Linked DNA regions of Homo sapiens: region 1 is linked to region 2. Evidence: chromatin contacts called from ENCODE Hi-C or POLR2A ChIA-PET data. All regions are on one chromosome and are shown on one strand. The core of a region is the stretch at or near the end of the contact, and the rest is flanking DNA. Distances in the headings are between cores, read along the strand shown. Region 1 holds the start of PWWP3A (PWWP domain containing 3A, DNA repair factor). Region 2 holds the start of REXO1 (RNA exonuclease 1 homolog).

Region 1 (5,546 bases), core at 743-3,242, 490 kb after region 2:
GGCAAACTTTAGCACAAATGCAGCAGGTAATCCTGAAGGCCTATAACCATGGGATTTCAGATATTTGGTCCAATCCCCATTGTTTCACAGATGGGGAAACTGAGGCATGAGAGGCCAGTGGCAGACAAAGACAAGGACCTGGGCTTTTGCATTGCAGCTGAGCACTGTCTACTGAATTGCTGGAAAGCATTCCCTGAACACGACCATAATTTACTATCACAGGGCTGCTTGCCAGATCTTTCCTTGAGTTACAGCCTTACATGCCTTTTTACAGCTGATTCTTTTTTTTTTTTTAGTGTGAAAAAAAAAAGACATTTCTGGAAGTGTAACCTTGGAAGCACTAGACCAAAACCCCATTAAATGGGGAACGAGAATCAGTGCCAACCGTGTTCTGGCTCAATTATTTCACTGAAGCAAATCCTAGGTATCTCCTGATCAAGATTTTACTTGTCACCCGAAAGTCATTTCTAAGTCCTGAAGTTACAGAATAATGGCTGTCACCTTCGCAGGCCATAATCGCTTTTCCCATCGGCAGAGGACATACTTGGCATCCGCCATCATTTACACTCATGTGGCAAGTGGCAATGATTTGGCACAACGTACTCCCAGGTCTCACGCCAATGTGTCCTGGAACGAAATTTGCACGGTGGTTTATACAACTGTTTGCTGGCGATGTTAACGCAGACACAGCCCTCAGGGGCAAAGGTTAGCTCGACTTAGCCTCAAGTAGATGGTTTAATTCCACAATCTTGCATTGAGATGCTCAATGCCAAAAAGCAGACTGACAAACAGAAACGACGGGGCTCGGTATCCAGGGAGGCGCCTGCATTTTTTCATAAATAAAATACAGCACAGTCCCTCCCAAAGGTTCTATCTAGATCAGTTTTAAAAGGCTCCTGAATAAATCATCTCCGTGCGGAAGACCTGCCTCCGACCTCGGCAGGAGAGGCATTTTACACAATCAAAGCTCACAACCCTCCCCAATTTGGGGAGTTAACAGTTGACCACAGCACACACACAAAAATAAGAGCGGAAAAACGACTGCTCTTTTGGCTGCCATGTCCCTGAAAGAACGGGGACAGCTGCAGACCGTTCACAGCATCAATGGGAAGGACTGGCTTGGCTGTTGACAGAAATGAAAAGGAGGTTTGGGGGTGGGGGTGGAATTTAGCAACAACGGAGGGGGGCGTCCCCGCAGCAGGGAAGAGGAGGTTCCCAGCAGAGGTAGGGGTGGCGTTTCCAGCAAGAGAGGGGATCACAGCAGCAGCAGAAGTAGGGGTCCAGGCAGCAGGGACAAGATTTCATGGCGGAGGAAGGGTTGCGGCTTGCAGGAACGGGGGATTCAGGCAACAGAGAAGGGGGTCACAGCAGAAGCGGGGGGGCTCAGGGAGCAAGAACGAGGGCTCACGGAGGAGGTGGAGCGGAGGGTCCAGGTGGCAGGGATGGGGGATTTCACGGTTGGGGGTGGGGAATCCAGGGAAGCAGATGGGGGTCCAGGCAAGAGATGGGGTTCACGGCAGACGTGAGGGGGATCCAGGGAAGGAGATAGGGGTCCAGGCAGCAAGGATGGGGGAGCGGGTCCAAGCAAGAGATGGGGTCCGGGCGGCAGGGACGGGAAAAGGAGTCCAGGCAAAGTGAGGGGCCCACGGCGCCAGGGGCGGAAAAGGGGGTCCGGGCAGAGTGGGGGACCCACGGCGGTAGGGACCGGGCGCTCCCGGAGGAGTCTCTAGGCCGGGGCCCCCCCTCCCCCCAGGCCCGGCCTCCTCGCCTCAGCCCCGCCCGGCGGAACCGAGGGGACGCATCCCGCGGGCTCACCGGGCCCCCGGCTTTCCCCAGCGCGGCGCCCCAAGCCCGGGCAAGGAGGCCGCAGCGGCCGCAACAGCGGAGGACCCGCCCGCCAACCGCTGCCGTCCGCGCCGCCCGCGCTCACCGCCTCCGCCACCGCCGCCGCCGCCGCCGCCGCCGCTCCCCGCGGGGCCGGGGGCGGGGCTTGCCTCGCGGCGGCGCCAAGCTCCGCCCCCTTCCGCCCGCTGCCCAATGGGACGCGCGCGCTCCCAAGGAGCGCCGGCCTCGCCCTCTCCGGCGTCCACGGCCGCGCGCCGGCCCCGCCCCTTCCGCCGCGCGTCTACCCCTTTTTCCCGGGAGTGCTGCCTGAGGAGACCGGTTGGCGGGGCATGTGTGGCCGCTCCCGGGCGCCGCCCTCCCGCGCTCCCGGCCCTTTGTCCTGCAGTCAGACCCCGGACACCGCCCTCGCGGGTCTCGGTGGGAAAACAGGCTCCCCCGCCCGCGGCGATCCCTGAGAGAACCTTCCAGAACTTTCGAGAATCTTCCAGGTCCTACGGCACCTCCCAGCCCGGGAGCTGCGCGCCACGGACCCAATTCCAGCAGATCCCAACCGATCCCAAAGCCAGGCATCCCCGCAAAGGCGTCATAAGCTTCTGAACTAGAGCAGGACCCACCTTGGGAGGGTCCCAAGACCCCGGGGGGCACCGGAAACAGCCGCGGGTGGCGGGAGCCCCGGAGCGGTCGCTCCATCAGTGTCAGGCCTTTCCCTGAGCGGTTTTTGATTTTTTTTCAGACGGAGTCTCGCTCTGTCACCCAGGCTGGAGTGCAGTGGCGCGAGCTCAGCTCACTGCAGCCTCCTCCTGCTGGGATTACAGGTGCGCGCCACCCCACCCGGCTAATTTTTGTATTTTTAGTAGAGAATACTAAATGTTGATCAGGCTGCTCTCAAGCTCCTGACCTCAGGTGATCGGCCTGCCTCGGCCTCCCAAAGTATTGGGATTACAGGCCTGAGCCACCTCGCCAGCCCCCACAGTTCTTTAAAAGCAAAGGAGGCCGAATTGGCAGATCCTTTAAGCCCAAGGATTGGAGACCAGCCTGGGCAACATGGCGAGACCCCATCTCTATAAAAAAGATACAGGCTCACTCCTGTAATCCCAGCAGGAGGCCGAGGCGGGCAGATCACATGAGGTCAGGAGATCGAGACCAGCATTGCCAACATGGTGAAACCCCGTCTTTACTACAAATAGAAAAATTAGCCGGGCGTGGTGGCGATGCCTGTAATCCCAACTATTCAGGAGGCTGAGGCAGGAGAATCGCTTGAACCCGGGAGGCGGAACTTGCAGTAAGGGGAGATCGCGCCACTGCACTCCAGCCTGGGCAACAGAGTGGGACTTCGTCTCAAAAAAGGAAAAAATTAAAAGACTTACAGCAGCATTCGTCACGCACTGGCCCCGACTCTTCAAGGGGAAGGGGCGACAGCAAAGCCGGCTCTAACTTCTTTTTCCTTCTCACATTTGCGGGAATAGAAGGTTTGTGTCTTCGGTCGATCCCAGCAACCTCAGCGACTGATTTTTTTTCCTTTATCAAGTTGAGAATGTTCACCTTTCACTTGTTTTTTATTTTTATTTACATTTTTGAGTCGAAGTTTGGCTCTGTGGCCCAGGCTGGAGTGCAGCGGCCCAGTCATAGCTCACTGCAGCCTCAACCTCCCAGGCTCAAATGATCCTTCCACCTTAGCCTCCGGAGTAGCTGGGACCACAGTGCGCACCACCATGGCTGGCTAAGATTTTTATTTTTTGTAGAGAGAGGGTCTTGCTATGCTGGCCAGGCTGGTTTCGACCTTTTGGGCTCAAGTGATCCTCCCACCTCGGCTCCCCAAAGTGCTGGGATCACAGGTAGGATCCACCTTGCTCAGCCGTCTCAGTTTGTCTATAAAATGGGGGTGGTGGTCTGTGGGTGGTTGGCAAGAACTATGTCTCTGATATCCTCTCACGTTAAATCTGAGCTGGCGGTGGCTCAGGCCTGTAATCCCAGCACTTTGGGAGGTCAAGGCAGACATATCGCCTGAGGTCAGGAGTTCGAGACCAGCCTGGCCAATATAGAGAAACCCCCATCGCTACTAAAAATACAAAAATTGGCTGAGCGTGGTAGTGTGCACCTGTAATCCCAGCTATTTGGGAGGCTGAGGCAAGAAAATCTCTTGAACCCAGGAGGCGGAGGTTGCAGTGAGCTGAGATCGCGTCAGTGTACTCCAATGTGGGTGACAGAGCAAGACTGACTCTGTCTCAAAAAGAAAAAAGAAAAAATCCTGGGCTGGCGTGTGACCTGCTTCAGCCCAGGGAATACAGCAGAAGGGGTGCTGTGCCAGATCCAAGCCTCTGCCTCAGGAGGAGTGGGGCCCAGTGCGGTGGCTCCCGCCTGTGCTTTGGGAGGTGCTTTGGGAGGCTGAGATGGGAGGATCACATGAGCCCAGGAGTTGGAGACAGGCCTGGGCAACATAGTGAGACCCTGCCTGTACAAAAACAAAAAAGAATTAGCCAGGCATGGTGATGCACACCTGTAGTCCCAGCTACCCAGGAGGCTGAGGCAGGAGGATTGCGTGAGTCTGGGAGGTCGAGGCTGCAGTGAACCGTGATTGCACCACTGCACTCCACATGACAAAGCAAGACCCTGTCTCAAAAACAAAACAAAACAAAACACAGCGTGGCAACAGCTCACGCCTGTAATCCCAACACTTTGGGAGGCCAAGATGGGAGGATTCCTTGAGCCCAGGAGTTCAAAGCTCCTATGAGCTCAAATGAGGTATATTTTTTTAATTTGTTTTAGAGACAGAGTCTTGCTCTTGTTGCCCAGGCTGGAGTGCACTGGTGCAATCTCGGCTCGCTGCAACCTATACCTCCCAGGTTCAAGCCATTCTCCTGCCTCAGCCTCCCCAGTAGCTGGGATTACAGGCACACGCCACCACACCCGCCTACTTTTTGTATTTTTAGTAGAGACGGTTTCACCATGTTGGCCAGGCTGGTCTCGAACTCCTGACCTCATAATCCACCCACCTCGACCTCCCAAAAACGCTAGGATGACAGGCGTGAGCCACCGTGCCTGGCCTCTGGCTCTGGTATTAAATAAATTAATGCTTTTAAAGTACTTGTGCCAGTGGTGAAATGTTAGGTCTTATTTTATTAAATGTCTTCTCCATTCGTCTGTGAGTTCCCTGAGTCCTGTTTTCTTCACCATTGTAAGCCCAGTCCGTGTCACCGAGCGCTCACTCAAATTTTGTTTAAAGAATGAATTTCTCTCCTAAACCATAGAGATTCACAGTTGCAATAAAGCGGCTGCTTCTAAGGCAGCACAAAGGCCTGGCAGGTCGATGCAAGAACGTCCTTTCACAGGCTTCTTCCGGCTCCACGTCAGTTATGGCTTTAATTAAAACGTTTCCCCTTCTGCGGGAAATGTATCATACACAATTCCCTCTGCTACTCAAGGCGTTGTAAGACAACGGTCGCTATCGTATTTTTATTAACCAGACCGCTATTGTGAGACATTTCAGCGATTCCTGATTTTTCCATGATTTAAATAAGGCCGCAGAAAGCAACTCTCCTATGTAAATCTTGGTGCACCTCTGATTATATCCTTATGATAAATCCCTGGAGGCGGAAATTGCTGGGTCTGAGGGTCTGGACATCCTCAAGGCGTTTGACAGATGACGTCAAGTTGCTTTTCAGAAAGGTACCAATTCACATTGGCGGCAGCCCCGCATTACC
Region 2 (5,745 bases), core at 764-3,263:
GCCTGCCTCAGCCTCCCAAAGTGCTGGGATTACAGGCGAGAGGCACCATGCCTGGCCCCTAATTTTCTGTAAAACCGCACAAATCCCGCCTTCCCCATAGAATCACCCAGACCAGCCCTGTGCCCAGTCCAGGCTCTTCTCCTGTTTCTGTTCTCAAAGCACTTTCCACCTGGCTTCAGGCTGTCTCACTTATTGCTGTGTTCATTGTCGGCCTCCCTGCCTACACCATCACCTCCACCAGAGTGGGGTTCTCTGCTCTGCTTATGGATGTTTCTAGCATTTTGTGGCACACAGTAGGTGCTCAGTAACTATTTGCTGAATGAATGACCGACACCAGCCGGCACGGATGGAGCAATCGCATAAATGAGAGTTCATCTCTCACGCATCATCAGGAGCCATGACAGGGAGTCTACGCCTCCACTGCCCATGATAGGACAGCTTTGAGATTAGATCAGGTCCTCTGCAGAGTCGCCCATGACCCATCCCAACCCACGTCCCCTCATCATTGCATCCTGTCATTTATTTATAATTGTGGTAAAATCACATGCACATAACATAAAATTTGTCATCTTAACCATTGTATTGTTATTTGAGACGGACTGTCACTCTGTCACCCAGGCTGGAGTGCAGTGGTGCAATCTTGGCTCACTGCAACCTCCGCTTCCCAGGTTCAAGTGATTCTCCTGCTTCAGCCTCCCAAGTAGTTGGGACTACAGGCGCCCGCCACCACGCCCAGCTAATTTTTGTATTTTTAATAGAGGTGGGGTTTCGCCATCTTGGCCAGGCTGGTCTCAAACTCCTGACCTCGGTTGATCTTCCCTCCTCGGCCTCCCAAAGAGCTGGGATTACAGGCGTGAGCCATCGCGCCCAGCTAATTTTTGTATTTTTAGTAGGACAGGGTTTTGCCATATTGGCCAAGCTGGTCTTGAAATCCTGGGCTCAAGTGATCCACCCGCCTCAGCCTCCCAGAGTGTTGGGATTACAGACATGAGCCACTGTGCCCGACCTAAGACTTTGCTTTCTATTCTTTTTGGGTGTATACCCAGGAATAGAGTTGCTCATAGGGTAATTCTGTTTAACTTTTTCCATCTCTACACAAAATACAAAAAATTAGCCAGGCATGATGGTGCACACCTGTGGTTTTAGCTACTCGGGAGGCTGAGGTGGGAGAATCACCTGAGCCAGGGAAGTCGAGGCTGCAGTGAGCCGTGATCGCACCACTGCTCTCCAGCCTGGGTGACAGAGCAAGACCCTGTCTCTTAAAAACAAACTTTTTGGGTTTTTTGTTTTACATAGCAGTGGCACTATTTTACAATCCCACCAAAATGCACCAGGTTAAACTTCCCATTAAGACGTGGGCCTACTCCACCAGACTACAGAGTTGCCCCATCCCAGCCTTGTTCCTCGTTTGTCTGTTAAAATGCACCCTCTAGCTGGTATACAGTAGGCGCTCAATATTTGTTGAACAAATGAGTGAACGTGGACCTGGTCATTAGACTGATGACAAGAGTCGAGGTTGGGGAGATTAAGGCGTTTCTTGAGAGCCAGCTGTATACCAGGGCGAGGGGATTTTTAAAGACTGTGAACGGAGTAATTCAACCATGAGTTTCACCTGGCCCAGGTTTAAGGCCACCTCCCCGCAGAACTCTCCTCGTCCAGCAGAGGGCGCCTTAAGGTGATATGCTAACGAAAGGAAATAATATGCAAATGAGTAATAGCGGGCCCCGCGGGGCTTTTTTGGTCAGGCGCGCCGTGGACAGCCCTGGCGCCGCAGGGGCCTGGGGCTCAAGATGGCGCCGCTACAGCCGCCGAAGGTCGGGCGGCGGCGCTGGCGAGGCTCCCGGAGACCGCAGGCAGGGCAGCCCCTGCCCTCCTTACTTCCTCCCGCGGCCGTCTGTCCCGGCCCAGGGGTCCGTCACCAGCCTTGGTCGCGCAGGAGCAGGCGTTTCTGAGCAGGCGCGCTGCGGGCAGCCCCTCCCGGGGTCCCTTGCGGCGGCGTCCCGAGGGCCTCCGGGGGCCTCGGAGCAAGATGGCGGCGGCGGGGTCCGTGAGGCGCGGGCGGCGGCGACCGCGGCGCCAGTGAGGGGGCCCTGGGGCCCGGGCGGCTCCGGGCCGGGGCCCCGCCGCGGGACGGACCATGCTACGCTCCACTGGCTTCTTCCGGGCCATTGACTGCCCCTATTGGTCTGGGGCGCCCGGGGGGCCCTGCCGGCGGCCCTACTGCCACTTCCGGCACCGCGGGGCCCGGGGCTCCGGCGCGCCCGGTGACGGCGGAGAGGCGCCCCCCGCAGCAGGTAATGCCCGCCCGCCTGCTTGCCTTGGGCTCGGCTCCCCTGCCCGGGTCTGGACCCCACCCCGGTCCCGCCCGGGGTCCCCGTTCTCGGCCCAGCCTCCTCCCCACACGTTCGCGGGCGACGGTTTTCCCAGTCGGGACCGGAACCACCCACCCTGGGACCCGGTGCAAAGCACTAGATGTCCCTAAGCCTTCGTCTTCACGAGTGTGAAATGTCAACTAGGAGGACGCGTCCTGCCAGGGCTGTCTAGAGGGCGGAGTGCGAGCGCATGTTGAGTACCGGGCACCGGGCCTGACACAAGGGGGCTCGGGAGACGGGCGCGGCCGGCGCTAGGCAGGTCCTGGACTCCTCCTGCCCCTGATTGGCGCCCGCCGCTTCCCGGACCCCATGTGCTTGTGGCCGCCCTTGTTTATTTCCATGACGTTTCCTCCGGCCGCGCCTCTGGCAGCGGCCACCTCAGTCTCCAGTCGTTGAGTTAGGATGGTCCGAGGATCGTCTCTTGTGTTTGTCGAGCCCTGTGTCCAGCATGACTGGCAGGGAGGAAGTCAAAGCTTACTCGAGTGGGCTCCGAGGAATTCCATGCTTTTGGTCGGGCAGAGGACGTTGGTGGACTCCACCTCACAGCGTCATGGTGGTTTTCATCGTCATGGCAGCGTTTCTTGGAGGAGATGTGGGATTTGGATTGGAGAAAAAGAGGGACATCGCAAGGAAAGTCGTGGAGGGAGGGTTATCGAGTGTGATGTCATTCAGACTCCCCTGTTACCTCTGTCCCTTGATAGTGGCTCTCTGCTTCACCCAGCCCCTGACTTCCTTCGTCCCAGATTTCCTCATTGGGCGTGAGTTTCAAGCACTGTTTTTACTTTAACCATGAAACAGTCTCAGCTCAGAACCTTTTCCTGCAAAAGAGAAACATCTTCTCTAGGATTTAAGAATAGGTTTATTTTCCTGTTTTGCCAGAAAAGGTAGCATTTTTTTCTGATTTCCCTGATAAGTGTGCTTGGGACACCTGCACCTGTGGGCGGTTGTTTGCAGGTGGACAGATGCAAGCAATCACTTGTCAGCTCCCCACAGCCCAGCGTCTTCGCTGTGTTTGAGGCGGGGGATTCAGAGCTGCGTACGATGCCGGCTGTGCTCTCAGGGACCTGCCGACAGCTGTGCCTACAGATCCCGTAGCATAGGTCGTGATGTCCTGGGAGCACGCAGCCGGCTTTGGCGGGGGCTGGGAGTTGGTGAAGAAGGCAACGCGTGGGAGAGGCTTCTCGGAGGCTGTGACACCAGACTCACGATGCTCATTTTAACCCTATTTTTAGAGACAGGGTCTCACTCTATAGTCCAGGCTGGAGTGCAGTGGTGCGATCACAGCTCTTTGAGGCCTCGACCTCCTGGGCTCAAGGGATCCTCCTGCCTGAACCTCCTGAGTAGCTGGGACTATGGGCGGCGGGTGCCACCAAGCCTGGCTAACTTTGTATGTTTTCGTGGAGATAGGGTCTCGCTATGTTGTCCAGGCTTGTCTCAAAACTCCTGGCCTCGAGCCGACCTCCTGCTTCGGCCTCCCAAAGTGCTGGGGTTACAGGTGTGAGCTACTGCACCCGGCGCAAGTCAGGCTTATGATATCTGTCTGCATCCCAAATGGCTCATTTGTTTCCCAAAGGCTTATTTTTGAGGGTCCCTTTGGTGATGTCGTCTTCCTGTCTGCCCCCCGTTCCTATGGGAAAAAGGCAGCTGCCTGCCTCTTACCATGGCGTGTCTGCATTTCCCTTTTGCTGGTGAGAATGAACTCCTTTTCCCATCTCTGGTGGGGTGGTAGGGCTTCTTGTTACTGTCTGGTAGAAGACTGCCTCCCCCCGCAGAAGGCAGGATCCATCTTCCTTGCGGTGAGGTTTCTCTGACCCTCTGTTTCCGCCTCCGTGACATGTTCATCAGGCTGCCCTCTGAGGACAGGGGGGGATGCATGTCCCATGTCCACACCTCCAGATTTACACACACCCAGTTTCCTATGAGATTTGAAGAGGCTGGCGTGATCTAGCCTTTGCCATGTCTTCTCAAGGGGATTTTAGGGTGCACAGGGCAGCGGCCTCCAGAGAGGAGATAGACAGGAACGCTGGCCTCCCAGGATTGAGAGTGGACAGAGGTTCAGGTGAAAAGCCCTCAGCTAGCCCTGGAGCACCTGTGGGGCCATGCTCTGTGCTGGACACGCGCTGCATGGTGACCCTGTGAGCTATTTGCTGCCGGTGGGGAAACGGAGGCTTATCGAGGAACGTGTTTTGCCCATACTACCACCTGGCCAGGGCAGGGCTGGAGCCTCCAGGGCCTCTGGGAGAAGGAGAGGGCATCTGATGAGGGCACCAAGGCAGGCAGGGTTGGGAGGCTTGGCGGAGCTGCGACGGGAACAGGAAGGTGGCTGGTGCTCCTGGGCCCTGGGTCACAGGCTCAGCGGGTCATTGGCGACCTTGAGCAGCACTGCTGAAGGACTCAGGTTTCCTTCTGGGCTCTTATCCCTGGACCTGCTCAGCCATTTTATTTAATGAATTAATTTTTGAGACAGGGTCTCACTTTATCACCCAGGCTGGAGTGCAGTGGTGCGATCACAGCTTACTGCAGCCTCGACCTCCTGGACTCAAGGGATCCACCTGGCTCAGCCTCCTGACTAGCTGAGACCACAGGCATGTGACATCACACCTCGCTAATGTTTAAAATTTTTGCCGAGACGGGGTCTCACTTTGTTGCCCATGCTGGTCTTGAGCTCCTGGACTCAAGCGATCCTCTCTCCTCAGCCTCCTGAAGTGCTGGGATGACAGGCGTGAAGCACCGCGCTGGGCTGCACAGCCATTTCAGAGCCGGCTGGACCTGCCCAGGGTGGCTTGGAGGGATGGTCCAGCAGCCCTTACGGCGGGCACCGTGTAGCCCTGGGACGCAGGGATGTGCATCCCCGGCCTAGAGGGGCACGTTCTATCCCAGCCTTGTGAGTTGGGAATGAGCGTTACTATCCCCCCAGTGGCCGCTCTCTGCTGCCTGGGCCTTGGCTGCAGCCTGGTGGTAGGTGAGGGGCCTCGGTTGTCTATGTGGAGTGGGCAGGGCTAGATCCCACCTTCCTCCCATCTGACCTCAGAACCCAGGCCTCTGCCCACTGCCCCGCACTCCCTGTGGTGTCTCAGGGAGTCTGTGTCCTACTGAGAGGCAGGACACTGTCTTCCAGGAGAGGGAACCCTTCCGGGGAGGATTGCAGGAAAGTCCAGGGCTCTCCAGAGGTGCGGTGGGCCCCAGCTCAGGGCTTCACAGCTCCGGCAGGAACGTGCTCCCAGATGATGCTTCTCCTGAGGGAGGCAGAGGCTGAGGGCACCACGTTGAGGGGATGCTAGTGCTGCGCCACAGGCTGACTCAGGCCCCAGCAGGACAGTCCCAGGCCTGGGGAAGGGGCCATCCTATACTGCAAAGTGAGCGGCAGACGTGT

What was found. A loop is a pair of places that touch in the nucleus more often than their neighbours do. ChIA-PET counts read pairs that join two places held with the same protein, here RNA polymerase II (POLR2A). Pooled maps may share reads with other maps.
Region 1: a pooled map shows a loop between it and region 2 (4-fold over the local background). The contact joins the promoter of PWWP3A here to the promoter of REXO1 in region 2. A Hi-C loop is called at or near these places in 4 of 50 pooled maps. POLR2A ChIA-PET finds 5 or more read pairs at or near these places in 2 of 52 experiments (H1 and WTC11).

The regions. Positions count from the first base shown.
Region 1 is chr19:1,351,405-1,356,950 of GRCh38, reverse strand. PWWP3A (PWWP domain containing 3A, DNA repair factor) reads right to left here and starts at 1,992. Exons shown (of 14, transcript NM_001369789.1): 1 at 1,816-1,992; 2 at 502-627. The coding sequence starts at 558. RefSeq lists silencers at 1,784-1,853, 1,914-2,203, 2,088-2,248, 2,234-2,333 and an enhancer at 1,306-2,191.
Region 2 is chr19:1,844,751-1,850,495 of GRCh38, reverse strand. REXO1 (RNA exonuclease 1 homolog) reads left to right here and starts at 2,013. Exons shown (of 16, transcript NM_020695.4): 1 at 2,013-2,294. The coding sequence starts at 2,138. RefSeq lists enhancers at 1,546-1,625, 1,646-1,795 and a silencer at 1,816-2,285.